Regions from separate parts of the Homo sapiens genome. Here region 1 is linked to region 2. Evidence: chromatin loops called from intact Hi-C (ENCODE). Cell type or tissue: psoas muscle. All regions are shown on one strand. Each heading gives the region's core, and the rest is flanking DNA. Links, peaks and the distances in the headings are about the cores only. Region 1 holds the start of SEC16B (SEC16 homolog B, endoplasmic reticulum export factor). Region 2 has its middle 15 kb from the start of CRYZL2P-SEC16B.

Region 1 (15,250 bases), core at 5,791-8,290, 88 kb before region 2:
AAATGACTCAGGCCACATCTGGTTCTATCTTGCAGCACAGAGAATTCCACTCCAACAAGGACAGATATTTTTTTCCAAGGAAACCAAGAACAAATCTCCAAAATGCTGATCTGGGCAGGAAGATTTTCTAGGTTTCAAAAGCCCTTACTCAGCAGCTCTTACAGCACTATACCTAATCAAGGGTCCTGAGAAACTTCTCATCTCCTCTTGCTCTTCGGAATCATTAAGAATAACCTGGAATAAAACAATCAGATTTTGTGTTTAAGACTGTGGCCACCCTAGGCCCCTTTCAGTCAAGTCTAGTGTCAGACCCCAAGGCCGTGGGGCTAGGATATGGCTCAAGGCCTTGTGGAGAAAGCAGAAAGAAAAAAGTGAATTTTGTTGCTAAAGATGAGACATTGACATCTCAGGAAAAACACAACTGTAGCATCAATTCTTTCAGAGAAGAGCCCCACCCATTCCTGCACCCTCCTAATCCAGGGGGTACATGGCCCAGTTTCCCGCAAGAGCATCCCATTCCTGGAGATGCCCCGGCTCAGGCACAGGAAAGCAAGGTAAGCATGTTAGGAGTAGTTGGGTAAGCAGTGTGCCAGCATTCCAGGGACACTGGGTCTTCTTTACCTCCATGCTGTGCAGTTCAACAAGGGCTGCTTGCCCGTCAGTGGGAGAGCTGGGACCTACATGCACCAGCTGACCTCCTGGCCCGAAACTCACAGGAACATGAGGGATGTAGAACTTCATGGGTGCTTTGGGACCAGCTGAGGAGACATCTTCTGACCAACAGACACAGATGGACATTGTTAGCGTTACTTCCATCACTTTTCTTTAGTTTAGGAATATGCCACAGATGTATTTCTGCCCAAATTCTGCCTGAACCAAAATAAGATTCTGGGTGGGTTGTGTAATTAGAAGAAGCCCATGTTCCCTGCTCCAGTCAGATTTAAGCCTCTGAGAAGGTGTCAGAATACAATGCGTGGGCTTGATGATTCAGTCCAAATGATAATGCTCTCAGCCCAGACTCTCAGTGATGCTGAGAGGCCAAGGAGTCTCTGGCTTTCATGGCCTCTATACTCATGACAAAGTTCCTACATCCAGACAAAGCAATGAAGCTTTGCATCTTGCTTTTGCTTTTCCTAATTCTCTCTGGTCTTCCCTTTCTTAAAAGCACCACTGAGTGCCTCCTTTCCCAACTTGATAATGGATAGGGGCAGTGTTCCCTTCCAGGAATCAGCTATGATGCAATTACTATTACAAGCAAAAAGAGAGAAAATGGAACCAAAGTTGACCTCTCTGCCCAGGTGACCTACATAAGCAAATGAGGTGGACAATGATCCATCGTAAGGCTGACTTTCCCAGAGACTTGCCACCCAGCCCTTCCACATCAGATTCAATCAACTCTTCTGATCATTTTAGAACCCACCAGCCTGAACTGGACTCCAAGCTGCTGAAGCTGGGGGATCATCCCGCTCCGGGGCATCTCTGATGTACTGACTGAGCTCATAGCTGCTGGAGCTGAGACCAGACTCACGCTGCTGGAGAAGGTTGGACTCACTAGCCAATGATGGCTGAAAGTTAAAAACAAAAACACACAGGAAGAAGTTTCAGAGAGCTGGTCTTCTCAAGCGTTCCTTCAAAGAAACAAAATACATACGGTGAAAGTGGATGTGTTGAAAGGATAAAAAGAGATAATCAAGTTGATAGGCATTTGCCAAAGGATATATTATGACCCAATGGAAAGAGTGCAGGCCTTGGGGTCAGGGGCCCTTGAATTGAAATCTCAGCTTTGCCTTATACTCAGCTGCTGTGCCCCTGGACACGTGACTTAGGCTCTCTGAGCTCAGTGCTTTCATCTGTGATATAATCATATCTGCCCTATATACTTCAAGCAATTCATGTATTCATTCATAAACAATTTTCTTTTTTGAGACAGAGTCTCACTCTGTCACCAGGCTGGAGTGCAGTGGCATGATCTCGGCTCACTGCAACCTCCACCTCCTGGGTTCAAGCGATTCTTCTGCCTCAGCCTCCCAAGTAGCTAGGACTACAGGCACGCCACCACGCCCAGCTGATTTTTGTATTTTTAGTAGAGATGGGGTTTCACCATGTTGGCCAGGATGGTCTCAATCTCTTGACATTATGATCTGCCCACCTCAGCCTCCCAAAGTGCTGGGATTACAGGCGTGAGCCACCATGCCTGGCCCTCCTTCATTGACTGTTTAATGAGCACCTATTATGCTCCAGGTACTGTGCTTTCCCCTTGGATGCAGGTGTAAAGAAATTCATGGGGCCAGGTATGATGGCTCTCACCTGTAATCCCAGCACTTTGGGAGGCCAAAGCAGGAGGATCACTTGAGCCCACGAATTTGAGACCCCAAATTGCAACATAGCAAGACCCCATCTCTACAAAAAAACAAAACATAAAAAAATTTAGCTGGGCATGGTGGTGCACAACTATAGCCCCAGCTACTTGGGAGGCTGAGGTGGAAGGATCACCTGAGCCCAGGAGTTCAAGGCTGCAGTGAGCTATGATCATGCTGTTACACTCCAGCCTGGGTGACAGAGCAACACTCTGTCTCTAAATAAATAAATAAAGAAATTCATTGAATTTACATCTTGTGTGCATACAAGTAAAATAATGGATTCAAAAGCTCTTTGGGCCAAGCGCAGTGGCTCACACCTGTAATCCCAGCACTTTGGGAGGCCGACGCAGGAGGATCACCTGAGGTAAGGATTTCCAGACCAGCCTGGCCAACATGGTGAAACCCCATCTCTACTAAAAAATACAAAAATTAGCTGGGCATGGTGGTGCACACCTGTAGTCCCAGCTACTAGGAAGGCCGAGGCAGGAGGATCACTTGAACCAGGGAGGCGGAGGTTGCAGTGAGCCGAGATTGTGCCACAGCACTCCAGCCTGGGCAACACAGTGAGACTCTGTCTCAAAAAAATAAAATAAAATAAAAAGTAAAGCTCTTTGTACAGTGTAAGGTGCTGTACATATGTATGTGGCTGCTGTCATTGTATTGTTACTATTAGTCATAATAATATGTGCCCTACTCTATTAAGCACTAAGTATACAAAAGAAATTGACCTCATACAAACCTAATAAGGGAGACAAGATTAATACAAGACTTTCAAAATTACAACCCCATCTCTGGCCGAGCGTGGTGGCTCAGGCCTGTAATCCCAGCACTTTGGGAGGCCGAGGTGGGTGGATCACAAGGTCAGGAGTTCAAAACCAGCCTGGCCAACATGGTGAAACCCGGTCTCTACTAAAAATACAAAAATTAGCTGGGCATGGTGGCAGGCACCTGTAATCCCAGCTACTCGGGAGGCTGAGGCAGGAGATTCGCTTGAACCCAGGAGGTGAAGGTGGCAGTAAGCCGAGATTGCACCACTGCACTTCAGCCTGGGCAACAGAGTGAGACTCTGTCTCAAAAGAAAAGAACCCATCTCTGTAGTATATTTGCAAATTTTCCACAAATCTAAAATTATCCTAAAATAAAAAGTTTATTTTAAAAAAGATTTCCATTTTGTGGCCCAGCTGGCGCATACAATAAGATTTTTAGAGGAAAGGGATGAATGAAGAGTTAGAAAAGGTTTCAAGCCCTGCTTCTCAAACCTGAATTCAAAGATTCTAGCAATTTCCCACTTCCTGGATTAAACCAAATTGCTAGTCCCCTGGGGTCCCTAACACCTAACACCTGATGACAGCGTCCTCTCTTTCCCAGTATGTTGGAGTGAGCTAGGTGACATTTCTTGATCCTGTCAATTTGATAAAAATGCAAAGGAGTTCAGTTCAGGGCCTCGGATGCCTAAGACTGAGGCAGTAAGGAGGGAAAAAAGGAAGGCATGGGCGGAGGTTCTGCCAAGAGGGGAGGAATGGGTCCTCCAGACGGCTGGCCACTGGACATCCATCCCCAAGGGCCCTGTTCTGCCACTGCTGACAGTGTCAGCTGCGACACATGGCCACAGTCTCCAGCCCCCACGTCACTTTAGGTTACCTTATTTTTCTGGGCCTCAGCAAGCAGGCTCCCTGGAAACAGCTCCCCCGGCCACTCCTGTCCAGAGTTGGAAGCAGGGCTGTCTTTACAAGGGTTCCTACTGTTAGATCTGCAGCAAAATGACAGGAGCAGTGAGCGGGGTCCTGGGCAAGCCAGCAAGGCTGAGGCACTCTCCGCCGGAAGCTGACCTGCTCCAAAGCGTGGGCAGGTACCATGTCAGCCTGGGTGCCATAGGAGAAAGCATTTTCCTCCTACTCACCACCTCAATCTACTAATCCCAGAAAAACAGGAGTGCTGGAGTTCCACAGCTCAGTGGCTGGAAGTGGCCTCAGGCCCTGATGAGAAGGGTTGGTCTCTACAGCCTGACATTCTGGAATGACTTACATCAGAGTGTTTAGGTTGGTGAATTCCACAGCTGCAAGCACCAGGACAGATGCTTGAGCAAAACTCTCTTCCCTGTCTTGTCTTACCACAGGGAGATGGCCCATTCTCAGGGCTCAGGCGTAGGCTGAGGAAAAGCACCACAGCACCAGGTAAGTTCTCATGACCTAATCGTGAGAACTTTTGCTAGGCCATATCTGTTCTAAGGCCAACACAGAATTAAAGTCCTCTTTTAGGACAGACCTCAAGGAACCTCACAGGACTCAGACTCGCCCAGCTTTGGGAACAGACTGTCAGTGATAAGAACCTCCCTTCCCAGGGTCCATATTAACAGCTGGCCAGGCCCATCCTGGGATATTCCCATATCCCTGTGGCTACAACAAAGGTACATGGGCTTCTGGAGGTGAGATGGCAGCATCAGACGCCAGAAGATTTGCCCGACATAGTCTGAGTTTGACAACATCATGTCAAACTGGCCTCTCCTTTCACACTTACTGGAAGTGGGTCTCACTATTTGTTCCAAATGGACTGTGCTGGTTTTCATAATGATGTTCATCAAGGTACTTTTGCTCTCGGTAATCTTCGTGCCAGATATAAGGACTCCGTTGCCTTGGCACTGCACCCTCAGAGAAAACAAAATCAAGACAGGTCACTTCCTGTTTCTGAAAGTTCTTAGAAAGATATTAGTGAGCTGTGAGGAGCTCCTGGAGCACAGTAGATCTAAAAACATATTTTCCAAATTGAAAAAATAGATAGGTGAGAGCTAATAAAGAAAGTCCATAGGACGCCTCTCAGTCCCCTCTGAACTAGTTAGCATGGATCTATACAACCGCACAACGATGGGGATTGGTGTGTGTGTGTGTGTTCAATGTTGAAACAGATTTATCTTTCCTAGCAGTTCAGATGCTGCCATTAAGACACACCCTATACCTATTAGCATACGGTAGAACACTCATTTGGGTGCATATCTGCTGTCCTCAGGGTGAAGTGATACACTCTTACTATAGCCCAGCAGATGTCCTTAAGAACTGACTTCACTGTTACTTGGTCAAAGACTATATAATCTGGGCTATAAGGCAAAGTAGGAGAAAAAACATGGATGAAGTACAAACTACCCATAGTGCTAGTAACAGTACCATCATCTATGCATACAAAGGAAAACAACTCCTTTATATCTCTTCTCAGGACATCTAGGAGGAGTGTTTCTGCTATGGTCTCGTCTGGCCAAGAAAGGATGCCCAAGGTGAGGGTCTGAACATGGCTCCTTTGGTCTCTCCCCTGCCTCTCAGACCAGCTGCCCCATCCCCAAATCCCAGAGGCTTCTTGGAGACTTTTCCATACCTCTTTCTTCCTGCAGCCACTGTGGGTGTCCATGATAGTAATAACTTCCATAAGCATATTCCTCCCTCATTGTGGGAGACTGATAGCTCTGATATGAATTCTCATAACCTGGCCTAAAATATCACAAAGAAGACTGGTCAGTTGAGGACAAGGGTAGTAAAGAGAGAAACCAATGAAGAACTTGACAAACTAAACAGGTTCAGAGGACAGAGTTGTGACCCCAGCCTAGAATCTGCTTGAAAGCCACAGTTAATTCTAGATCCTGTAAACAGAATCAAAGCAGGAGTCAGGCCTTTGTTGCACAACAGGAGTAGAATTTTTATAGTACAATTTTTTTTACTTAAAACTCTTTTTCTAAAAACCTCTTTTTTATTTAAAACTCTTTTATTTTGTAGTAAAACTCTCACTCCCCAAACACATACATATTATCTTAGAAAACTCCATCCTGATATTATCTGAGAAAACCACTTCCTGAGATGACTGTGTTAAGTCTCCAATACACCACCGTAATTTCCATGCTTATCCCAGATGGAGTTGAGATTTAAAAGTCAAACTGGACTATGTTAAGTCTGATTACTTTTATTGCCTCTGTCCTGAACACGCCTCTCTTTGAGAATTCAACAATCCAAAAAGACTGGGGAGAGGAACATCATAATATTAATGTTTTTATCAATTAATAATTTTTTTTTTTGAGACAGAGCCTCACTCTGTCACCCAGGCTGGAGTGCAGTGGCGTGATCTTGGCTCACTGCAACCTCCATCTCCCGGGTTTAAGTGATTCTCCCGTCTCTACCCAGGTAGCTGGGATTACAGGCATGCACCACCGCGCCCAGCTAATTTTTTTGTTTTGTTTTGTATTTTTAGTAGAGGCGGGGTTTCACCATGTTGACCAGGCTGGTCTCGAACTCCCAACCTCAGATGATCTGCCTGCCTTGGCCTCCCAAAGTGCTGGGATTACAGGCGTGATCCAGGAGCCTGGCCCAATTAGCAATTCTTTAGTATTTCTTAGGGATAAATTTCTTTATAATAATTGTCATAATTTCAACCCTGAATCTGTAAGCAGGTAAATATCACCCCAACTGGAAAAGCTGAAGTAGAACATAGACGGCTTCCAACATTCCATGAAATATTAAGTCCAGTGCTTACAGACCAGGGAAGCAGGAATTCCAGATTCTCCAACCTGGATAGAATGACCTCACTGCAACCTCTTCCTTCCGAACTTGGAGCCTGCAGGTTTCTATCTGCTTTCCCTGAGGTCAATTTTTTTTAAGTTCCCATTCATTCAATACAGATTATTGGTATGCCTGTTCCATTCCGGGTACTGTCGTAGGCACTAGGACTCTTCTTGGTGCTGGTAGTGTCATGCTAATCCCAAGGTAGAGTGGTCCAATGACAACGAGGAACTCCTTATAGGGATCTCCAAGAAAAGCTTTTCCATAGTCTACATAAATGAACTTTTGCAATCCCAGAGCAAGAGGGTTCCATCTGCTGTCTTGAATTTCACCACTTTTTCTACCCTTGACACTGCCTCCCCAAGCCCCCATACCCAGTGGCATTTGTGATGGCTTCTTTAAGAAGCTCCACTAGGGGAAAAACAGGAGAGAAATACTATCTTCAGTCATCAAAAACAAATTTGGGAGAGGACAGGATTTAGCTAAAGCCACGTAGTAAGGTAGAGAAGGAAAAAGAAAAAAGGGGGAGAAAAATAAAAGGAAAAGGAAGAAGGAAAAGAACAACCTATTCATACGCATTTAGGAGAGTTGCATTCATTCCAAGCCCTAAAGCCATACCTTGAATACAACTGATTGCGATAACCACCTTCGTAATAGTCAACTCCAGACACAGGCTGATGCCAGTCCCCTGGCCTGGATGCATAATGGGGCTGCTGCTGATGGTCTGCCCTGGGCTCCTGCTGTGGCTGGGGGCTCCCACGGTTGTCTTGCCATTGGTGAAACCTCTCTCCATTGTGCCAAGAGTGAGGGACAGGCCGATGATGTCCATCTCTCCGAAACCCTCGGTCTGGATCCTTTGAGGGTGCTGTGGCCTTCCCTCGTGTCTGGGGCAGCCTCTGGGGAGCCCAAAGTTCCATCCTTGACTCTCTGAATTTGTCCTGGGTTTTGAGTAAGTTGTGCAGTTATTTTATCTTCCTGCAGACAAAAGAAAAAGGAAAAAATCATCACTTGAAGCCTATATCCAAACATAGTGGTTGATTAGGTTTTGTGAAAAGAGCAGCTATGGTCCTCGAAATATATCTAAAACAAACCATATGGTCACGGATACAGAGAAATCTGAGAAACAATCTCAGATACATGAAGCAAATAACAGACTAGACAATTATATTAATATTGCTTAAAAAATTAAAAAGTACATGTGGAACAACGACAGATGAGGGAGGCAAGGGAGACAGATAACAATAATAGGTACAGCTAAAAATGCTATCAAGGAATCCCAGTTGATGTTTCTTCACATATTCCCCCAGCAAGTGTTTATTTAACACTTACAGCGGAGGCCCTGTGGTATCATAAACAGAGTGGGTCTTGCAGAGAGCTAGATCAGAGTTCAAATCCTAACTCTGCCACTTAACTAGCTAGTTCATTTTTTCAAGCCTCAATTTCCTTACCCATGAAATGGAGACTGTAAGGACTACCTTGCAAGGTTATTGACAGAGTTAAAGATAACCTATGCGAAGTGCGTAACATGTTACCTAACATGTTAAAATGCTCAATAAATAGCAGTGTTATCAAGGATAAAGATTAGGGTAGTATGAGTGGCTGAAGATGTTTATTAAACAAAAAGAAATTTAGACTGACCTTTTCAAGAAGCACCTTTTCTGAATCCTTACATTAACCCCCTCAAAGAACTAGAACCTATATAATATGGTCATACCTGCTCCTCCTCCAGAGGAGCCAACAAGAGGCAAATTTGGGATTGTTTTCATAAGAAAATAGAAGGCCATATCTCAGGATTCTTCCCGGTTGGAGATTTTAAATGCTGAAAGTCTCCCTAGCATCAAACTAATTTTCCCCCACGTAATCCTGAAAAAGGGAAATTGCTCCAAGGACTGATTACCTTCCAGGTTCCTCTGCCCATTGCACGGGGTAGCGGGGGACAGGGGTTGCACCCACAAAAGGAAAGCACGCCTCAGATCTTACTCTTGCTCAGGGATTCCTTGTGTCAGGAGCATCCACAGGCTAGGTCGGCCTCGATTTTTTTCTTCCTTAGGAACTGTTTTAGGTTGCAAGATTCTGATCAAATCAGTTAACTTGTTTCCACTACTGAAGGTCCCAGCCTCATATAAAAATTCATATCAGAACAAAAGGTCAAAAGAGTGGGTGTTGAAATTGAGACGTCACTCTGCTCAAACACCAGGGAGCCGAGGTCGACAGCTATGAGCCAAGAGCTATGAGACGGCAGAACACACAAGAAGAACAAGGTGCGGAGGGGGCCTCCCACCTCAAGGTCACTCACAACTCAGGGGAACCTCTGGCTTCCTTCCCATATCATCTCACTCCCTTGAAAAAGCCAGGTGCAATGACAGCCTTTGCCAGCAAATCCCAGGAAAGGCCAAATGTCCCAGACACAGGGAAGGGCACATGAGCCTTTTCTGAAGGCTGGTGGAACTCAAAACCATTTGGACCAAGTAAGCAGAATGAGAAGAAACCTGCTTTCTCCTTGTCCCCAGATAGTCTCATTAGGCAGCCCTTTCCCAACTGCAAAGGTGCAACACCCAATCTTTCCACTGAAATCACATCATTTTGCTGCCAAGAGACATCAACTCCAGCAAATCAGTCCTCAGATTAAGGACACCAAATAAATAACACCTTCGATTCTCAAAATGAAGGAATTACATCTATGATGACAAATCAGACTCACACATTCATGTAGATGACCTTTCCTAGCCCCAGTAAAGGCAATCTTGCCTTTCCTAATCTGACGGCACAGCACGTCCAGCTCAAAGAGGGGAAAGAAGGGAGCGAGTGTTCCCACACACCTGCTCTGATGGCTTCCCACCTTCCTTCAGCGCTGCTCCAGGGACCTGGCCCAAGAGTGCCTCCTCTCCTCTTGGAGACTGTCAAAGTCCAGGTGCCACATCTACCAAGACTCCCCAGGCCCTCAGATCTACATCATGTCAGTTACCTTTGCAACTGCCCAACCTCCATGGAGCTGATTCATTAGGGCAAAGTACAGCCCAGATACCGCAGCCCAGGACCCGCCTGACTTGACGAATTTGCTCAGAACCCTGTCAGAGACTGGCGCTTCTGTTTGCCTGAGCATGGGCTGAGCCAGGTTCACTCACATGAGAAATCATCCAAATTCCCACAGCAATCACGGAAGAGAGACATCAGGAAGAGGAAGTCCAGAAGCCCCAAGGCAGCCTGGTCTGGCGAGAAAAGCACCACCTTTGGGGTGTTAACTCGGGGCTCTACCACTAGCTGGTTCTGTTACTTAACCTCTCCGAGTTTCAGTTTCTTTTTCTTTAAAATGGGAATGGCAATGCTTAGCTTATGAGGGTCATTACGGGGCTGAAATGTTGGTAAAGCAGCACATGATATATAGGTAAGTATGCCCTGCAGATCAATATTATCTTTTCCTTCCCAAAGAGACAAGTTAATTCCACTGGTTGAGGCACATGGGGAAGGGGACACGCTCACTGGTGGGAGCAAACACCTGGTTTGCCCAGTGTGGGTTTTTCTTATGTATATTTCTCACCATTGGGTTCTGGTTATGTAATAAATTCTGTCATCTAGCTGGAAGGCAGATTTATATCCCCAGTACTGAACTGAAGGCACTAAAAAGTTTTCCATTATAACAAGAAAGTAGTTTCTCGCACTTGAAATATACATTTCTTCTGCATTATTAAGGTAAACGCAGAAAAGCACATGACTACTTCTGAATTAATATTTTAAAATTCTGAATTTGCTCTTTTAAAAAATCCCAAATGGTTTATTCTTTCTCTCAACAAATGCTTACTGTGTTCCTATTAAGGGCCAGGATTTGACACACATAAATATAAAAGACACAAATTAGTCTCTCATGTCTGTCCTTACTAGTCCAGGGAAAACCACCCCTCTTGGGTCTCATGGTCATATAGGGTCATGTACCTAAGCTACAAGATTTTCTCTCAGCCCCTCAGCTGACTCTAGAACCCAGCAACTGAGCATAGAATTCTCTGACTGTAGCTAATGGTTTCTTTTTTTTTTTTTCCAAGACAGAGTCTTTCTCTGTCGCCCAGAGATGGAGTTTAATGGTACAATCTCAGCTCACTGCAACCTCTACCTCCCAGGTTCAAGCAATTCTCCTGCCTCAGCCTCCCGAGTAGCTGGGATTACAGGTGCGTGCCACCACCCCTGGCTAATTTTTGTATTTTTAGTAAAGAAGGGGTTTCATCATGTTGGCCAGGCTGGTCTCAAACTCCTGACCTTGTGATCCACCTGCCTGAGCCTCCCAAAGTGCTGGGATTACAGGCGTAAGCCACCATGCCTAGCCACTAATGGTTTCTTACCTCACTCTTGGGCTGTGAAGTTTGGCTCTCTAATGGCTGCACTGTTGTTTTTAATCCTTCTGGGAAGAGGAACTAGAGAAGAACATGCACATTAACAGCAGGAATCAGAATGTGGGTGATGATTACACTGACGTGATATCAAATTATATGTTCTGATATATCACAACAACATTCACAAAAGTTCTTGATGTCACTCTTTTGGCATATAATGTGACATTAGTCTTGCCCTGTAACACCAGCTGCATTATGGGAATGTTAACTTTGAAAAGGACCTTAGAGGTTATTTTAGCAACTATGCTTTTTTGATGATAAAACCAAGATCCAAACAAGTGAAATGATTTACCCAAGATCACAAAGTTACCTAGAAGTTCAGTGAAAATTACACTGGTGTGCTCTAGCTGCCTTGCACACCAGTGCAAGTTTAGTAAGAGCTGATTATTAAATATTCAGGAATTGTGTGAGCCGGTTGTTAAACCATGGAAAACTTGAAATCCACCATGGTGGGAGTATTTACACCACAGAAATTGGCAACTGCTACAAAGCAAGGTTGTTGGTGGGTTGCTGGTTTATTTCAGAGAACCTGTTTAGCAGCATACTGATTTGAACCCCAAACTCTTACTTCCTGATTCAGCATTCTTGCAATTATAGAATTGTCATTCTGTTACTAGCCTTCATTGCACAACCCTGGCTTAAACATCTAGTCAAATTATTCTAAATGCTTATTTTGTGACATCCCAAAGTATCTCTAATTATCTCTAGAGTTATTATGAAACTCTTCAAACACTCACCAACCAAAATTAATTCTAATTAGCTTTAATTATTCTATATAGACATATGGCATACAACAGTTATATGGGTCACAAAATTAACTAGATTGTGATGGGATCTCACCACTCCAAAGGGTTTAGGATTTATCATTTCCTACCTTCCCAGCCCCACATAACTACAATTACTAAGTCTTTCGACCTGGCAGCTCAATTCTTCCTGATTTCTAAACCAAATTGACCCAGTTTGACAATACATTAGGAGCTCAATCCCCACCAGGAGGTGGACCAGAATGAGTCTTGCCACCCCAAGTCCTGGCTGCAGTGTTCTTGGATAATCCAGTAGGCTCCCTCATGCCCAAATGGCTACAGTCTTCACATCATCCTGCCCCAAGTGCTCTGTCCTCATACTTGATTCCTGCCCTGCATCCCAACTATGCACCAGGATTGGAGTCCTAGAAGTTTACTAATTTATGTGAATTTCCTTTCCCAGTCTCCATCCTCCTTTCCAAATGCCGGACAGCACTGTCTAGGGTCTAGCTTCAAACAAGAGTAACTGCCTGCTGTGAACTGAATGTCTGTTTCCTCCCAAAATTCATATGTTGAAAACCTAACTCCCAATGTGATGGTATTAGGAGGTAGGCCTCCAAGAAGTAATTAGGGCATGAGAGTGGAGCCTTGTCAATGGAATTAGTTCCCTTATAAAAAGACACAAGAGGGTTTGCTTCTCCTCTCTCTCTCTGCTCTCTGGTGTGTAAGAATACAACCAAAAGATGGCCATCTGCAAACCAGGAAGTGGCCCTCACCAGACACCAGATCTGCTGGAATCTTGATCTTGGACTTCCCAGCCTCCAGAAGGGTGAGAAATAAATTTCTGTTGTTTAAGCCCTAGTCTATGGTTTTCTGTTACAGTAACCCAAACTGACTAAGACACTACCCTAGTTTGACACCTGTCTAGCAAAAGTATTATCACTGTTAATGATGCTGCTAATGTTTAGCCACCGGATTAGTGCTGATGGATGTGAACACCCACCTAGATCTAGGTCAGGTTTGCCAGGAATCCTTGAGCACTGTGATTTAATGACTGGTTACTCTTGCAAAGGGCAGCTCAGCATTTAAGACATCCCTCAGGCTTCATCCTAATCCTTTACTGAAAGTAAAAATTTAGAAAACAAGTTGAGAAGATCTACATCAACGTGTTATCAGTAGTTATCCACCAGGTAATGGAATGGTGGATGATTTTATTTTCTTCCTCTTGCTTATCCATATTTTCTAACTTTTCTACAATAAATGTATATTATTTTAAAAGGCAAAATTAACTGACATTATTTTTAATCAATAGTGTTAGTTCAACCATCAAATGTGTTATTGTCACATCAGTTACTAATTAGGCATTCAAGCTGCTAAAATGGGACAGTGCTCAAAACTTCCAAGATTGATTAACTGTGCTCAGTCTGCTTTTCTTGATAGAGGTTGAGTCGTTTGTACACTGAACAAGTGTTTATTGAACACCTACTATATGCCCATCATTATCACATGCACTGGGGATACAAAGATAAATAACATGCAATACCTGCCCCAAAGAAGCTCTCAATTCAGCAGAGCAGTAGACATTGAATCATAATACAATGAGTCACAGTACAATGCAATAGTAATACAATGTAATCATCATTCTAATGGATATATCACTGATTTTTCTAATGGAAGAAGCACAGCGGAAAGCAGGAGACTGGAAATGGTAGGTGTGCTGTTCAAGGCTATTCCATAAATCAAGCAGGACAGATGAATGCCTGAACGAGAGCAGCTGTGGAGAGACTGGAGGAGAAGGGACATATAGAATATATATATATATGTTTATAAAATATAATCAACATGCATTGATGGTCTGTTGACTGTAGAAGATGAGGGAGAAGGAGAAGTCAAGGATGATCCAAGTTTTCAGGCTGTGGAGATGAAATGCTACCTTTTTTTTTTATTTTGGCTAATAATCTTAGAAGAGGAGCCAGTTTGGTGGGGAAGATGATGTGTTCAGTTTTGCACATGCTGAATGTGAGGGGCCTGTGGGACACAGAGGTGAGTATGGTCAATAAGTAGTTCACTGTAATGAGCTCAAGAGAAAGCATGGAGGAGAGATGTGGTGGTTGAAGCCACAGACACAGACAGGATCACTGAAGAAATGCTTAGAAGACAAGTCTGAGGAAGGAGCTCTGAGGTGGACATAGAAGAACTGGACACAGAAAGAGGAGCCTATGAAAGACAACATGGAGGTGCCAGAAAGATGGGCAGATAACCAGAAAAGGATGGTGTCCCAGAAGCCAGAGGTGATGGCTTCAAAAGCAGGACAGTGGTCAACAATGCCAAACCTAGGAGGAATATTGAGAAAGACAACAAGTAAAAATGTGTTCTCTGGATCACTGGATTTGACAATTAAGAGGTTTGATGATCTTAACGGAACAATTTCAGTAGGGCCATGGTCAAGGGAGTGAGGGATTAGACATAGAAATCACTTCTACAGCATATGGAAATTACGGAAGAGGAGGCAGCAAGTAAAATTACTCTTTCCAGAACCCTAGATGTGAAGAAAAGGGTTGGGGCTACCATGAGGCACTTGGATTTGAAGAATTGGTTTAGGGTGGACTAGACAAGAGAGGGTTTCTGCTGATTCATATGAAGAGACTGGAAATACACAATTACTGAAGAAACAAATCTCAGAGAAAATGCATCACATGGGATCCAGAGCACAGGAACAAAAGTTAAACCTAGCCGAGGAAGGGCACCTGTTCCTCTAAATCAGGGAAAAAGAGGTGAAGATGGGCACAGGTGGAGATAAGTTTGAACATAAGGGGACAGAAACCAAGAATTCCCTGTGGAGTAGAATGCCAAGTTCTACTGGCCACCTCTAGGGTGAGAATTTGGTAAGAGACTTGAGAAACATTATGACGGTTTGGAATGGCCAGTGTGGAATATAGGAGTGGGCTTTAACTAAGAACGTGTGCTCAGAGTAACAAGTGGGCTGGAAATGCAGCTGTTATTGAACACCTAGGCTGACTTCAAGCTCCATGGGGATGTCAGCCTTCTGTGCTTTGTTCCATGCAATATTCGCAGTGCCTTGCACAGTGCCTGGCATATGACAAGAGCTCGATAAAATTTTATTTATAAATGAATGGACACCTTAAATGTATACCAGCAACAGCTTATACTGTATGACTGTACCCAATAGTTTTCATAGCCTGAGTATAGAATTAAATATTGAAAGAGAG
Region 2 (15,250 bases), core at 8,111-10,610:
ACTTTGTGAGATCCACTCCCTGCCCACAAAACATTGCTCCTAACTCCACCGCCTACCCCAAAACCTATAAGAACTAATGATAATCCCACCACCCTTTGCTGACTCTCTTTTCGGACTCAGCCCACCTGCACCCGGGTGAAATAAACAGCCTTGTTGCTCACACAAAGCCTGTTTGGTGGTCTCTTCACACAGACGTGCATGACAATGAGACCCCATCTCTACCAAAAATACAAAAACTTAGCCAACTGTGGTAGTATACACCTGTAGTCCCAACTACTTGGGAGGCTGAGGCATGAGAATGGCTTGAACCCGGGAGGTGGAGATTGCAGTGAGCTGGAATTGCTCCACTGCACTCCAGCCTGGGTAACAGAGTGAGACCTGGTCTAAAAAAAAAAAAAAAAAAAAAAAAAAAAAAAAAAAAAAAAAAAAAAAGCAGTGAGCAACAAGAAACTGCAAGTTTATTAAGTATGAAACCAGGATTTATTGTTCTGAGGATGAAATGAGTTATTACATATGGAAAGTGTTTTGTAAAATATTAACTATTTATACAAGGTATAAAGCAAGCAGCTCTTAATTGAACTCCTTGAAAGTAGCAATCATTTCTTAATCTCCTTTATGTTTGCAGTACTTTTCACAATACCTGACACAGCCATTTAATACTGGTTTATCTAATGAATTGTTCAATAAACATTGAGTTATCTGTTATCAATTTTCTAGATAACAAAAAAATCTTTAAGAATCAAACTTTTTATTTTTAATTGTTTTATGGAAAATTTTTCAATTATGATTTTCATAATATCCTTGTCATTCTCAGATAATATGAAAATATTTGGGATGAGAATATTTAGAGAAATCAAATAGTTTGGAGAAAACGGTCAAGACTGCATTCTGCATTTATAACAATATCTAAAGAAAATAGTAAAAGCCCCATTAAGAAGAATCTTGGAGGGAGATGAAAGTATTTTCAGTAATTGAGGTGATTTTAAGCACATATGCAAAATAACCTTCACATTTCCAAAGAGAATCAAAGATGTGTGACAAGGCATTTAATAGTAGTTGCTATAGTAGCAAAAGAAATATTTGGTCTATCCATCAAAGTGCTGCCACCACACCCTACTATCTAGTTTTGGTGATTGTTTCTGATTATTTTATTTTATTTGAGGGTAAGATGGAGAGGGGACAAGAAGAATAAAATTTGAGTCCTGGGAGAGAATAAGACCAAGCAGCTATATCTGAACCAATCTGTCCTCTGGGAAAAAAAAGAAAGAAAGTATAGATAGCTGCCCTGCAAACCAGCTTGAGGGCTCATTAAGGAAGTAAAAGAGTAACAGATGACTCTTCCTTCTGGTACAGCTCACATGAAGAGATAATATTTAACATCCAGAAGCTGGTGGAGGGCTGAGGGTGGGGAAGCAAGCCAAAGCTGAATACACAAACAGCTATGTTTTCACAGAATAATAGACAAACAATATATAAACAATGTAAGCATCATGCAGGAATATGCAGAAAATGCAAAAGTATCCTCCACAGTTAAAATGCTTTACCCGATAGATTGTCAGTCCCTTGAGAATAGAGACTGTCTCAGTAGCCTCAGAGCCTACCACCACTCCTGGAACATGGCAGGTACTCAGTAAATGGTAGGAAGGTGTGAGGAGCTGCCAGCCACAACATAACTATCCAAAGCCCAAATCCAGACAATTTTAAGGGTTACTGCACCCACTTCTTTAGCTAAGTATACAAATGCTGAACATAATCTCATCTTCTTTATGACTAGTTCAGTATTGCCATTTTAGATATAAATTCTCTTCTGCCACAATGATGTCCTTCAAAATTCCTAAGGTGGGTAGGAGTAGTTTGCTTTTTCACTGCATTCCCCTAGGAATGCTCTTTCTGATTGTTGCAATTGGTGTTAACTTTTATCAACTTCAGAAATGTACTTTGGCCATTAATATATAATGTATATTGACCTACTCTATTCCAGGAAATGTATAAGATTTCTACATAAGTTATTTGCTCCAAAAGTCATGGAATCATAGAATTTCGGAGCTGGAATGGGTCTTCGAGATAATCTAATCAAACCACTTTATTTACAAGTAAAAAAACCTGAGGTTAGGGGAGAGACTGGCCCAAGGTCACACTGCTGATTAGTGACAGGAGTAGCATTGGGATCTGGCTTTCCTGACTTCCTGTTCACTGCTCTTAATACCATGCTGTTTAGATCTCACTCCTCAGCAGTATCCATAATAGTGATAATATTTCACATTTTTATAGTGCTTCATAGGTTTCAAATCACTGTCACCCAAATTTGTTCACCCTGCTAACCATGAGAGTAATAATAATCATCACAAGTAGCACTGGCTGGGCATGGTGACTCACACCTATAATTCCAGCACTTTGGGAGGCCATGGCAGGAGGATCACTTGAGGCCAGGAGTTTGAGACCAGCCTGGGCAACATAGTGAGACCCCCCACCTCTATGAAAAAAAAAAATAGAAAAATTAGTGCCAGACATGGTGACATGCGCCTGAAGTCCCAGCTACTAGAAAGGCTGAGGAGAGGGAATCGCTTGAGCCTAGGAGTTCAAGGTTGCAGTGAGCCATGATTGTGCCCCTGCACTCCAGCCTGGGCAACAGAGAGAGACCCTGTCTCTAACAAAAATAAACAAGTAGGTAAATATGTAAATAAACAGTAGCACTTACTGGTTTTTTCTAACAAACCAGTCACTAAGTGCTTTTGCATGATTTCATTAATCCACCCAATAGTTCTATGACTAAGATACTATTATTTTTGCTCTTTTATAGATCAGGAATGTAGGCTTAAGGAAGCCAAGTAACTTGCCCAAGGCCACATAGCTGGGAAATGGAGCAGTTTAGAATCATCCTAATTGCCTGGTACCAGAGCCCCTACAACAGTATCCGGCTGCCTACTGTGCTTTCCCTGACAAATACCCCCAAGAGCAGACAAAGAAGGTATTATACAATATATTTTAAAGCAATGCTTTGCTTGCAGTTTTAAGCCTCATTTTATAGGAATTTTACAGTCATTCAAGCCTAGAAAATAGATTAATTCCCTGGAGGAGAGAATACAGAAAGCAGCCTCCAGGGATGCCTGTAGTTAAGGGACAAGAGCAGGAAGAGAAGCTAACACATAATTAGGGGTTGCTGCACTATTCCATATAGCCATAAGCTTGAAAATACACTTATTTCATTTAAATGTAAAGTATATTGTGCAAGATTAAAACTGTGATTATGTAAAGTTGTTTTCATATTCACACACTCACAAATATGATTTCAATGAAACAATGTGCTGACAGGGTTGCCTGGTTACCAGTCATCACTTAAGCAGGTACCAGCAGGCATTTGGGCTGCATTCCTGGCACCCAGATGGGCCAACTTGGAAGCAGTAGTGACCTGGGCAATGGCTGTTGTGGCCCTTAAAACCAACCACCAGGATTAGATGCAGGGAACTGTCTTCCACCTTGAACCATCATTATTAATTCAGTTGACAAATTCCCAAGCATTCTGGCAACCTTATGAAGCTCTTCCATCTCCCACCTCCCCCAAAGGGAACAAATTATTCCCTTCCATATGTCACTCCAAAGAACTTTGTACCAACCTGTAGTAGCTTGCTAATCTCAATGTTCAGGTGGTATTTATCTATTTACCCCCACAGCTAAGCTGTGAGCATTGTAGATAATTCCAACGACAGCATAGCGAAGTGAAAATTTGGGCTTTGGATTAAGATGTAACTATGTTTAATTCCTGGGTTAGCTACTTACTCACTGTGACCTTGTTAAAGTTATCTAACTTCTCTGAGCCTCCATTTCCACATCTTTAAAAGAGGCATAATAAGCCAGGCACAGTGGCTCATGCCTGTCATCCCAGCACTTTGGGAGGCCAAGGCAGGTGGATCACGTGGTCAGGAGTTCAAGACCAGCCCTACCAACATGGTAAAACCCCATCTCTACTAAAAATAAAAAATTAGCTGGGCATGGTAGTGCGTGCCTGTAAACCCAACTACTTAGGAGGCTGAGGCAGGATAATTGCTTGAACCCAGGAGGCAGAGGTTGCAGTGAGCTGATAACAGGCCACTGCACTCCAGCCTGGGTGACAGTGAGACTCCATCTCACAAAAAAAAAAAAAAAAAAAAAAAAAAAAAGAGGCATAATAGGCTGGGAGCCGTGGCTCACGCCTGTAATCCCAGCACTTTGGGAGGCCGAGGCAGGCGGATCGCCTGAGGTCGGGAGTTCGAGACCAGCTTGACCAACATGGAGAAAACCTGTCTCTACTAAAAATACAAAATTAGCCGGGTGTGGTAGTGCATGCCTGTAGTCCCAGCTACTCGGGAGGCTGAGGCAGGAGAATCACTTGAACCCAGGAGGCAGAAGTTGCAGTGAGCCGAGATCATGCCATTGTACTCCAGCCTGGACAACAAGAGCAAAACTCCATTTCAAAAAAAAAAAAAAGAAGCATAATAATTCCCACCTCAGGTAGTGGTCGTGAAAATTAAACAAAGTAAGCACGTTTGTGGCAGCACTCAATCAATAGCAGCTTTTGTTATGAAGACACTGTCCCTGCCCTTGAGCCTCTCACTGTTTAGTGGAGCGAAGTTCGCATAAGGAGGCATCTCAAATGCCTGTGATATGTTCTGTGATGAAGGGCTGCAAGAGGCGATATGGGAGCAGAGAGGAAGGTCAGCCTACCCCAGCCAGAGGACATCATTTCAGGAAAGCCTCAGAGAAGAAGAATGAAGAAGAATTACCCAGCCAGAGGGCACAGCTAAATGTGTCCCAGGCAAAGGAGTACACACGACAGAACATGGCATGGTCAAGGAATTGCAAGTGGTCATTTACAATTGAAGTTACGGTTTGAGCTGGAGAATGATGAGGGATGAGGCTGTTGTAGAAAGAGTATAGGTTTTGGAATTCCAGCAGTCAGGAATTCTAGCTTCTTCACTCTCCAATCACATATCCTCAACCAAGTGACTTCTTTCTGAGTCTCCGTTTCCCCATTTGTAAAATGATGGCGATTATATGAACTAATGTATGTAAAGTGCCTGGCACAGAATATACATTGTTTAAATGATAACAAGTATTCTTTAACTGTGTTTATCTAGGATACATTTGGTGGTTGATCCATAGTATACACTCATTTTTATTGAATCAGTTGAAAGAGGAATGGGTGAATCATTCACTTACTGCATATTTTTTAGACACTCTCCATGTGCCAGTCACTGTTCTAGGCACTAGGGACACAGCAGCTAACAAAGCAGACAAAAGTCTCTGCCGCGGTGGGACTTACAGTTCGTGAATTGAGATGGGAAAGGGGACGCAGGTGTCCGTGAGGGGACATTGTACATCATGGTCCCTGTGTCTTTATGGTTCTCTGATGAAAAGCTAATAACCTGACAAGGCAAAGTTCCCAAGAGGTCTGGATGTTAATTCCACTTCATAATAACAATGAGGAGGCTCTCGTCCTCCCCTTAATCGCTTCTCACTTATCAACCCCCAGCTTCCTGTTGTGATCCGGGGGAACTGGTGAGTTGTGTTGTTTGTCAGGAAGAAATGTCAAGGAGAGCTCAAGTAATTATTGGGCTCTAATGTTTAAAGCCATGGCAAGAGGAAATAGGAAAGCAGTGCATACAAAAAGGCTATGGAGAGGGAGATTTGCCTATCTCAGCAGCCAAGTGATAAGTGAGCTCAAATGCCTTGTGATGATGCATGGTTTCATTTCAACAGCAGGATAATCATACTTCACATGTGTGTATCTCTTTAGAGAAAGGGTTCACCAAGGGGTTCACCAAGGGGATCTCATTTAATCCTCAGAACGACTCTGTGAAGTAGGCATTCACCCCATTTAATCCCATCTCTGTCCTGTAGGTTAACTCCTCCCTCTCCACTGTGGCATATAATGATGCCCACGTTTCAGTCATAAACAAAAACAACGAAAGGCTTCCTTCATTCCTTATCTCTGTCTAGCCATCATCTCCTCCTCACAGCCAAGTCCACCAAACATTAAGAATATGCTTGTTAGCTCCATTGGTCTCCTTCCATTTACTCATCCTATTGTGATCAACCCCCAAAGGCCAGTGAAATTGTTGTGACTTCCCATATGCTCAGTCCAAGGGATGCTCATCGGTCCCTATGATAGTTGGCTTCTTTAGCTTTCAAAGCCATTTTCTGCTCTTTCTCCTCCTGCTTCCCAGCCTGCTCCTTCTCAGTCTTGTCCTCAGCTTCTTCTCCTCTGCCACACTTTGATGCTGTCTATCGGGGCTCTTTCTACCACCCTTCTCTGTGTGTGTGTGTGTGTGTGTGTGTGTGTGTGTGTGTGTGTGTGTCTCCATCTCTCCAAGTGAACAGGATTTCTTTAAAATCCTGCTCAGGCTTCCGATTTGTGAAACCCTCCCTAGCAGCAGTCCGACCACCTCTCACCTTCTCACTCTGCTGCCCCACCTTGAAAACATGTGCATTCCCCTTCCTCTTGCTTTCACAGTGGCTCTTTCCTAGCTTCAGTAAAGCTCACATCACATTGTGCTGTGACTGTTTGTGTGTATGCCTTCCCCAGGAGATTATGAAAAACTTCAGGGTCAAGACTGTGACTTCGCTATTTGTGTATTCTCAGTGCCTAGCTAGGTACCTGGCATATGGTAGACACAGATTTACAAATGTTTGGTGAATTCTTAAGAGTCAAACCAAGAGCAATCAATAAAAAGTCAGGGCCTAAACCCCAGTCTTCTGACTTTAAAGGTGGTAGTCTCTCTACCTCAGCAGAGAAAAAAAGCAGTGTTGCAAGTATTTAATTATAAGTGCCTCAACCCCAGTGAATTCTATAAATTAAGGAGCAAGATGGAGGGAAGGATTTCCTTTTCCCCACAAATATTGCCCCAGCTACCAGGTGTGGAAGGATTGTTTGGCATCTGTAGCCTTCCTTTTGCATACCCCAGGATAAAAGAAGAAAAAAAAAAAACACCCACCTCCCCTCTCTTCCTCCCAGTGGACAGCCGTCACCATCACTTCCTGTTAAGCTGGGAGGCAGGAAATATGTCCTAGCTCCTGAAACTCCCGATTTCCCTCAGGTTTCCTCACAGACCCAGGGGTGGAGAGTGTTTTAATAAGATGCCTTGTAGCCAGGCCTGCCCTGAATATGATCTCTACCATCCTGAAGTAATACTCCTGAAGAAACCTTCATAAAGTGGTCAAAGATACACCTGGAAAGAAGGAAATTTTGCCTTTACCAGGAATAAACAAGCCTTCCAGGGAGAGGCTCTGAAATCAGACAGTGTGTGCATTCGGCAATTACAAGTTAAAGTTCCACCCAAATACACACAATCAAAGGCTTTAACCAAGGCCATCATTACTTGTGCAGGGCCCTCCTGCTGTTTGGGCAACATTTTAGTGCTGCAGTGAAGCAAGAGAAATGTCATCAAAGCGACGAGGTACGGATAGACCCATTCGGCAGTGCCTTTTTTTGACCTGATGATTCACTTCACCTTGTCGTTTATAATGCTGCAGGCTGGGAGGGAAAGAAGGAAATGAAGAGGAAAAGAGTGGGCTGTGTTGTGCATGTAATTTGTTTCACCATTTCAGACGGCTTTTTAATGAGCATTCTCATTAAGGGCTCTGTGAGTCTATGCTTAAAGTTTTCCGGACAAGCAAATAAGCAAGACTGAAATCAGATGGCATCAGCCCAGCACCTCATAGTTTGTTTCAAACCACAAAAAAAAAAAAAAAAAAAAAAAAAGCTACAGTCACGGGGAATGGAGGAGATTAAAAAAACATTATGTGTGAGAACAGAGATTTGATAACTCTTTTGTCTTAAAACATTTGAAAATTAATGATGTGGTCTTAACTAATCCCCATGAAAATTCCAACGTTCATCAAGTATTAGAATATTAGAGTGTGTCTGTGATAGCATTTCTCTATTCAGCTGGTTCCCATGGAGAGAGGTAATAATTGTCCTGTGCTATCCTAGCCCTGGGTTCATATTTCTGGTAGAGTACCCATCACACTGCATCAGATAATGTCCCCTCTAGACGCTGACCCCTGTATAGGCAGTCAGCCTTACCCAGTGCTCCTTTATACTTCTTGAGCCCAACACAGTGTCCAGACATATAGTAGACATTCAATAAATGTAGTTTTGCCGTTTAAATGAATTCATTAGGTAAAATTAACACATGAACAAGTACATAAAAGACTTACACTTGAGTAGTAGACTTCACATCAGAGTAATTTATCACCTCGCAAGGTTCAACAAACATTTTAGTTTGTGAACAGCCCCTTAGTAAAGCGGCAGCCTTCATTTAAAATTATCAAGAGGGAGGCCGGGCGTGATGGCTTACCCCTGCAATCCCAGGACTTTGGGAGGCCGAGGCGGGCAGATCACCTGAGGCCAGAAGTTAGAGAGCAGCCTGACCAACATGGTGAAACCCCATCTCTACTAAAAATACAAAAATTAGGTGGATGTGATGGTACATGCCTGTAATCCCAGCTACTCAAGAGGCTAAGGCACAAGAATCGCTTGAACCCGGGAGGTAGAGGCTTCAGTGAGCTGAGATTGTGCTGCTGCACTCCAGCCTGGGCAACAGAGCGAGACTCTGTCTCAAAAATAAATAAATAAATAAATAATAATAATAATAATAATAAAATTTTCAAGAGGAAGGAAGAAAAGTACTGGTGGGGATTTGAAGTGGTTTTTTTTTTTTTGTCATTGATGAGCACTGTCTATTGGGTTTCTGGTCATGAATTGGCCCTTTTTATGAATGAGAAAGTGATGCAGTTGTTACCGTATTTATCTTTACAGTGAGTTTGTTAACAGAACATAAATACAGACACATGAAAGTGAATTCTCTCTGTTGCCTATGCTTGAACCAGTTGTCCAGCAATCCTTCCCTCTGTATGGTACAAAGAATGCCTCACTCTCTATGATTCCAGGGACTTCTAGAGATGATATACTTTAAAAGTCTGACATAGTGGTGGCCGTGGATGGTTTGCTTGATAAAAGCCAGGCACCTCCCCACCCTTGTTGCCAGGAAGGGTACAAAATGAGGAAAGTAGCGCTCTTCATTAGTGCTTTATTGGATTGGAGATAGGTATCAAAAGAGGGTGACACAATCCTCCCTAAAACATTCGCTCAGTGTTTCCATCCATTTTTTGCTGCTCAATATTCTTGTGTGTACTGGATTCATACCAGAGATGTAGACACTGTTTCTTCCCTCTCTCTCTCTCTCCTCTCTCTGTCTTTCTCATCCAAATCCATCCTTGAGTAGTAAGCAAGAAGTCAGTGATCCATCCCTAGGAGCAGAAGAATGGGCGTGGGTGTTCTCAGATTATGTATCTGGAGAGTTTTTTTCTGATGAGCATCACCTAGTCAGTACTTCACAAAGTGTGATCTGAGGACTGTGTGCATCAGATCCCTGAAGATGCTGATTGAAGGGCTTGATCTCCCTGCTGGCTTGGCATTCTGGGAAGGAGCACTGACATCTACAGTTTTGTCAGGCTCCCCGGATGATCCTGCTTCCTGCCGAGGTTGGAGGGCCTCTGGCCCTGACTTCTGACCTGGTGGCGCCTTGGCTCACTAGAGGGCACCATGGAACAATGTTTTTTCTGGCTGCGGGCTTCCTGTTCCTGCCAACCCACCAGGGATGCGGTGCCCACATAGTTCTGGGCTACAGCTTCCAAGCCCATCCTGGAACCACAGTTTCCTTTAAGAAACTTAGTGCAGTTGCCACATCACCAAACAGATCTAGTATTCATTTCCACAATGGCACTATAATAAATTCAATTTCTAAAGAAAAATTAGAGTTTAAGTTATCTCGTGTGTATTCATTAAACACAAATTGTGTACTGCAAAAGCATTAGGTATCAACAGGATTAATAAAAGAAAACATCCTTCCTACTATCAAGAAAAACCTGGAAAAGATAAGACAAAATTGTAAAATCATTTAAAAGCAATTATAATTAATAGTAATTTTCAAATGAACAGTAAAAAAAATTTTTTTTAAATTACAAAATCTGACGCAGACGTTTGCCAGTAAATGTACACACAGGGAGTGGCCCCTAAGCTGACTCGGATGACTGCAAACCAGGATTCCTGAGAAGGCATCGTGGAAAAGGTGGGATGAGAGAGGGCCTTGGAATAAAGTGAAAGGGAGAAGAGGAGGTCAGGGCAGCCTAATTACAACACATGTCTAATTCAGGGCCCTTCCTGTGTCTTAGCAGTGACTTAACTAAAATAAACATGTCGAATGTAAATCTGGGAAGTACCACTGGGCTTTCAATTGTCATATTGCACAGTAGCCATTTATTCAACAAATACTTGCAGAGCACTACTGTGTGCCAGCTACTGGGAGTACAACACTGGACAAGGCAAACGCTTAGTGCTGCCCTCATGTGTTTACAGTTCAGTTGGAGAGACAGGCCAGCAAGCACAATGATTCCAGAGCAGTGTGTTACGTGGTAGGTAAAGCAGGAGGTTTGTGGGTGTTCACAGGAGAGAAGCCTAATCCAGAGCCAGGGTGGTAACAGAAGGCTTCCCTGGGGTAGAAATGTCCAATGAAAGGAAGGATGAGTTAGGAGCAGAGGGAGAAAGAGCATGTTTGAAGGCTGGGGGAGAGAAGAAACAGTATATTTGAGGAACTGAAAGAAAGGCAGTAGGGCTGGCCCCGTGGTAGTGGGGGTGTGCTGAACAGCATGGAGAGCTCGCGGTAGACTGGGGCCAGCTCATGAAGAGTCTTGTAAATCATAACTGGGCTACCTAGACATCATCCTCCGGTCACTGGGGAACCACTGAAGGGTTAAGAGCAGGGGAATGGTGGTTCCCTAATAAGATCTGCATTTTAGGAGGACCTGTCTATGCCAGGGTCAGTGCTACCTTGGAGTAGTAATAAACAAGCAAAGCCATAGGAATCAGTCTCTCTTTAACTGGACCTTTCCGGTTTCCTTCCTCCATCTCCATTTACCAGCTTCCCTTGAAATCCTTTCAAACTGAGGTCTGTTTTTAAGGTCTGCTTCCCATGCTGGATGGCAGAGGAAACAGGAATAGCTTAAAAATGTGACTATCACAAGCTGGACTGCCCTTCTCTGTGTCCCTTACAGTCCTTGAAAAGGGCCATCTCTAGTAAAGTGCAGAAGGAGGAAGAGCCACACTGGATTGAGAGGAAGAGTGGTGGTCCAAACCCCAGTTCCCAGGTTGGACACCCTTAGCACTTACCATCATTTAAAGGCAGTGCCTATTGAATGTTCCCAACACAAAGAAGTGATAAATATTTGAGATGATGGAGATGCTAATTATCCTGATCTGATCACTATACATTATATGTATTGCAGCATTCCTATGTATCCTATAAACATACACAATTATTATGTGTCCATTTAAAAAATTAATTAAATAAAGGCAATGCAGAGGGGGAAACTACAGACAAATGTATGGATCAGTGTACAAAATTAATGTGGAACGTACGAAGAGGGGCTTTATCTTCCTAGGTAACTGCTGTTTTATTACTGCTATGACTGACTTACAGCTTTCACTTTGCTCACACATCAAAATGTAAAACTCTTAATCAGGCCTCTCGTCCTTATCTACATGTTAGCTGAGAAGCAGGTGATGGCAGTAAACTTTAATGACCAGAGGAAGTGTAATACTAATGCAGCCGTTTAAACCTCCCAATTTAATTAAAGTCTAGTTCCGCGCTTGCTGCTTGCCTGGAGAATAGTCAAAGGAGCACTTTTTTTTTTAAACCACTAACTCCACCCTCAGGCCAATCCCAAAGCAGCCTGCACTATATCCTCATTTCCTAAAATGGAAGCCGAATGTATGGAGAACAGGCCTTGGAGGGACACAGGTTCCTCAATTCCGGCCTCTGTGACAGGGAGGTCTCCCGCCCAGTTTCCTTTCCTTCAGAGTGAGGAAGAGTCTGTGTGCAGGGGCTGGAGCCTCTGGACACAAAAATAGAATATTCGAGCGTTTGGATTTTCCTTTCCTGACAGTGAACTTACTCAGGAAGAGGCATTTAAGCAAGATTTTTTTTCCTCTGTTTTTCAAAAAACACGTTTAATGGGAGGAACAAAACTGTTGAGAGAAGATTTTTCAGCCCCATCTTCTTTGGCCCCAAACAGGCCAAGGTGAGGCAGTCTTTTTCTTCCTTAATTGCCCTTTTTGCTTGCAATCACATTGCCCCCCCCACATGCCTCCCCCCAGCATGCTTCTAGACGCCTTTGCAAGGCCCCCCACCAAGTCTTCAAAGCACCACCATGTCTTTGATTGTTGGGCTCATAACTGAGACTTCCCACACAGTGGTATGAAGCGACATATGATTCAAGCATCCTCATTCCAGAAATATTATTAGTCTCAGGAAAAAAAAAATAGGGGCCTGCTCTGTGTCTGTCACCTGAAATAAACTCCCTGTTCCTCTCCTACTGCTTCTCAGATACTCAATTCTAAAGATTATTCCAGCTTATTTTGCCACCCCCAAGGTTTCTAACCCCAGCCCCCCAGCTAGTGACTGAAGGAGAGAGAGGAGGAAAGGGGCCCTCTGAAGTTGGCCACCTCAGGGTATATGAAGCACGTGCTTGTCACGTGGAGAAAAAATGTGCTGGGCTAACCTCTGAGACTCCCTAGAGAATCCAGAGTTTGTGTCTCTTTGCAGAGCTCAGAACAGCCTGTATGTTCTCCTCTCCCTGTTGTGCGCCTGGCGCTTCCCCAGTGAGATATCTCCTGCAAAAGCTTTTCCTGTAAGGGGTGGGGAGCTTTTGTTCTCTGGGAAATATGGTGAAGCTAATTAAGAGCATTGTCCTGTGAGGGGGGGAAGGCGGAGGGCTTTCCGAGATGGTGGTTTTCACCAGGGGTAAGTGAGGGCTGCTGAGATCTCTCTGTCCTGCTGGGTCAACCGTTTTAGGGGGAGATTGTGATGAAGCCCAATAACATAAAAATAGATACGTGAAGTATAATCTCTCCCTCCCTCCCTCTCTCTTTCTCTCTCTCTTTTTTGGCATTTGAGTTTCCGGTACTAACTCACTTCAGAAAAGGACACTCCAACAATTTGGCTTTTAACTCCCACTGACCTGGCACAGACTGGAGGTCACAGGACTAATGCCTTATTCTATTTCACCCCAAACATGCAGGGGTGCTGCTAAAGTGAAATTTCCAGCAACTATATAGATTTAGCTGTGGGCTGTGCGTGTAGAAGTAGTTCAACAACTCTCAGTTCTTGACTTCCAAAACAGGAGTAGCATATTTTATGGCATTTGTAAGATACAGCACCACAAAGGTCTTAAAATATATAAGCTATGATTGTCCCCATAGTAGCAAACCCAATTAGGAGCAAACATGTTGAGGCAGCATTCTGTAAGGTGTGTCACTTATCTGGTTTGCTCTCTCTGGATTTAAAAATCTTTATGTATCAAATACTACAAATATTTATTGAGCACTGACCACATGCTAGGTAGTGTTCTGGGTGCTTCAGATATATTCGTGGATGAAACAAACACAGATTCCTGCCCTTGTGGGGCTTACAGTCTAGCTGAGGAAGATAAAATAAAGAAAAATAAGTAGGTTATATAATATATTACAAGCTGACAAGTGCTTTCGGGGGAAACATAGATCAAAATAAGGGCAATTGGGAGAGTTGTGGTGAAGGAGGCAGGTTGCAATTCAGTTAGGGTGGTCAGGGTAACCATGAGGTGGTCATTGAGGTGACAGTTGAAAAAGACTTGATGGAAGTGATGGAAAGCTGGGTGCAGTGGCTTGCACCTGTAATTGCAGCAACTCAGGAGACAGAAGTGGGAGGATCACTTGAGGCCGGGAGTTCAAGACCAGTCTGGGTAACATAGCAAGAGCCTGTTTCTAATAAACGAACGAACGAATGAATGAGTGAAGTGATGGAGTTCGCCATGTAGACATCTGTGGAGAAGAAACTTTTCCAAACGAGAGAAGAGCCAATGCAGAGGACTTGAGATGAAAATGTGCTTAGAGCAACAAGGAGGCTGCTATGGTTGGAGTAGGAGAGCATAGGAGGAGAGTGGAGAGAGGTGACAGACTCCAGCTCAGCAGAGCCCCGTGTGCCATGGTAAGGACTTTGCCTTTGACTCTGAGCAAAAGAGGGAATCATGGGAGATTTTTTGAGCAAAGCAATGAAGGGATCTCATTTAAATTTTTACAGAACCATACTGGCTGCCTTGTAGAAAATAGACTGGGATAGTGTATCAGCAAAAGTGATTAATCCTAGGTATATAAACATATATATTTTTTTCAGGATATATTTTGAAAGTAGAGCCAGCAAGATTTGCTGATAGATTAGATGTGGAATGCGAGAATAAGAGTTAAATCAAGGACAACTGCAAAGCTTTTGGCCTGAGCAACCGAGAGGAAGGAAAAAGCATCAGTGGAGAAAGGGAAGGGTGCACCAGGGTCACTTGGGGTGCATTTGATCCAAGTAACTTATCTATGGTTCTTATCCAAGTGTGTTGATCAGAATCATGTGGGACGCTTTCACAATTATACTTGCCCAAGATCCCAAAAGATTCTTCTTTAGTAAGTCTGGAGTAGGGGTCCAAAAATATATATTCAATGGAGAGCTGCTAAATTGTAAAATAATAGTTGGTGGAGTTCTGTGTTTAAAATTCTGGACTTTGTAATGAAACAAGTGAAAGGAATTATAGATAAACCTCCCACTCTCTGGGATTAACTATACTTTAGGTCCTCCTTTCAAAATATCTTCCAAATGAACTATGCATAACTTACTAAACAGTTAAAGCTGAAGCATACAAAAATGATGAATAATAGAAGAAAGCTGCCAGATTAATTTCCAGTCTCTTCCATTATGACATTGGTAATATTCATAGCCATTTATGGGACAATTCTGTCCTGAGTGTATTTAGGTTCCTTTGAAGCTAACCTAGTGTGGGCTATCTAAACATCAAGCCATTCACCATCCCTCCAGCAGTGAGCAGAGTGGGAGAGGCAAACCTTCAGTGTAAAATACACAGGAAGAGAAAAACAGTGTCTCCAGGAAGATTTGGGGGAATAGTTAAAAAGGGGAATGATGGTGTCTCCAACCCAAGCATTACTTAGAAACATTCATCTGTTGGTAAAGATTACTGATCCCAGTTTCCAGATTTAAAAACTGAGACTTGAGGCTAACCGAGTTCTTCTTATACCAACTAACAATACAATGGTAGGACTGAGCTTCAAAGTGACTAATCACTTTGGAGGCCAGCTTTTCTGGTTCCCAGGCTGTCAGCCCTTGCTTGTCAAATT

What was found. Peaks named below come from ENCODE experiments on the same cell type or tissue, not always from the same donor. Only the 100,000 strongest peaks of a DNase experiment are listed, where the experiment ranks them.
Region 1: it touches region 2 in a loop (2.6-fold over the local background); 6 of 110 quality-filtered maps call a loop at or near these places.

The regions. Positions count from the first base shown.
Region 1 is chr1:177,960,170-177,975,419 of GRCh38, forward strand. It overlaps CRYZL2P-SEC16B (CRYZL2P-SEC16B readthrough), which reads right to left. Exons shown (of 32, transcript NM_001356506.2): 8 at 7,514-7,870; 9 at 5,724-5,836; 10 at 4,878-4,998; 11 at 4,002-4,110; 12 at 1,421-1,565; 13 at 622-770; 14 at 173-234. The coding sequence starts at 7,812. It overlaps SEC16B (SEC16 homolog B, endoplasmic reticulum export factor), which reads right to left and starts at 9,889. Exons shown (of 26, transcript NM_033127.4): 1 at 9,715-9,889; 2 at 7,514-7,870; 3 at 5,724-5,836; 4 at 4,878-4,998; 5 at 4,002-4,110; 6 at 1,421-1,565; 7 at 622-770; 8 at 173-234. The coding sequence starts at 7,812. RefSeq lists an enhancer at 1-125. In psoas muscle, for the core only: no CTCF peak of the experiment used is centred there; no DNase peak of the experiment used is centred there.
Region 2 is chr1:178,045,727-178,060,976 of GRCh38, forward strand. No RefSeq gene overlaps it. Among named protein-coding and RNA genes, the nearest start is that of CRYZL2P-SEC16B, 15 kb to the left of the region's middle. RefSeq lists a silencer at 4,193-4,350. In psoas muscle, for the core only: CTCF peaks have their summits at 9,601 (motif pointing right) and 10,357 (motif pointing left); a DNase peak (open chromatin) is centred at 9,582; H3K27ac peaks cover 241 bases.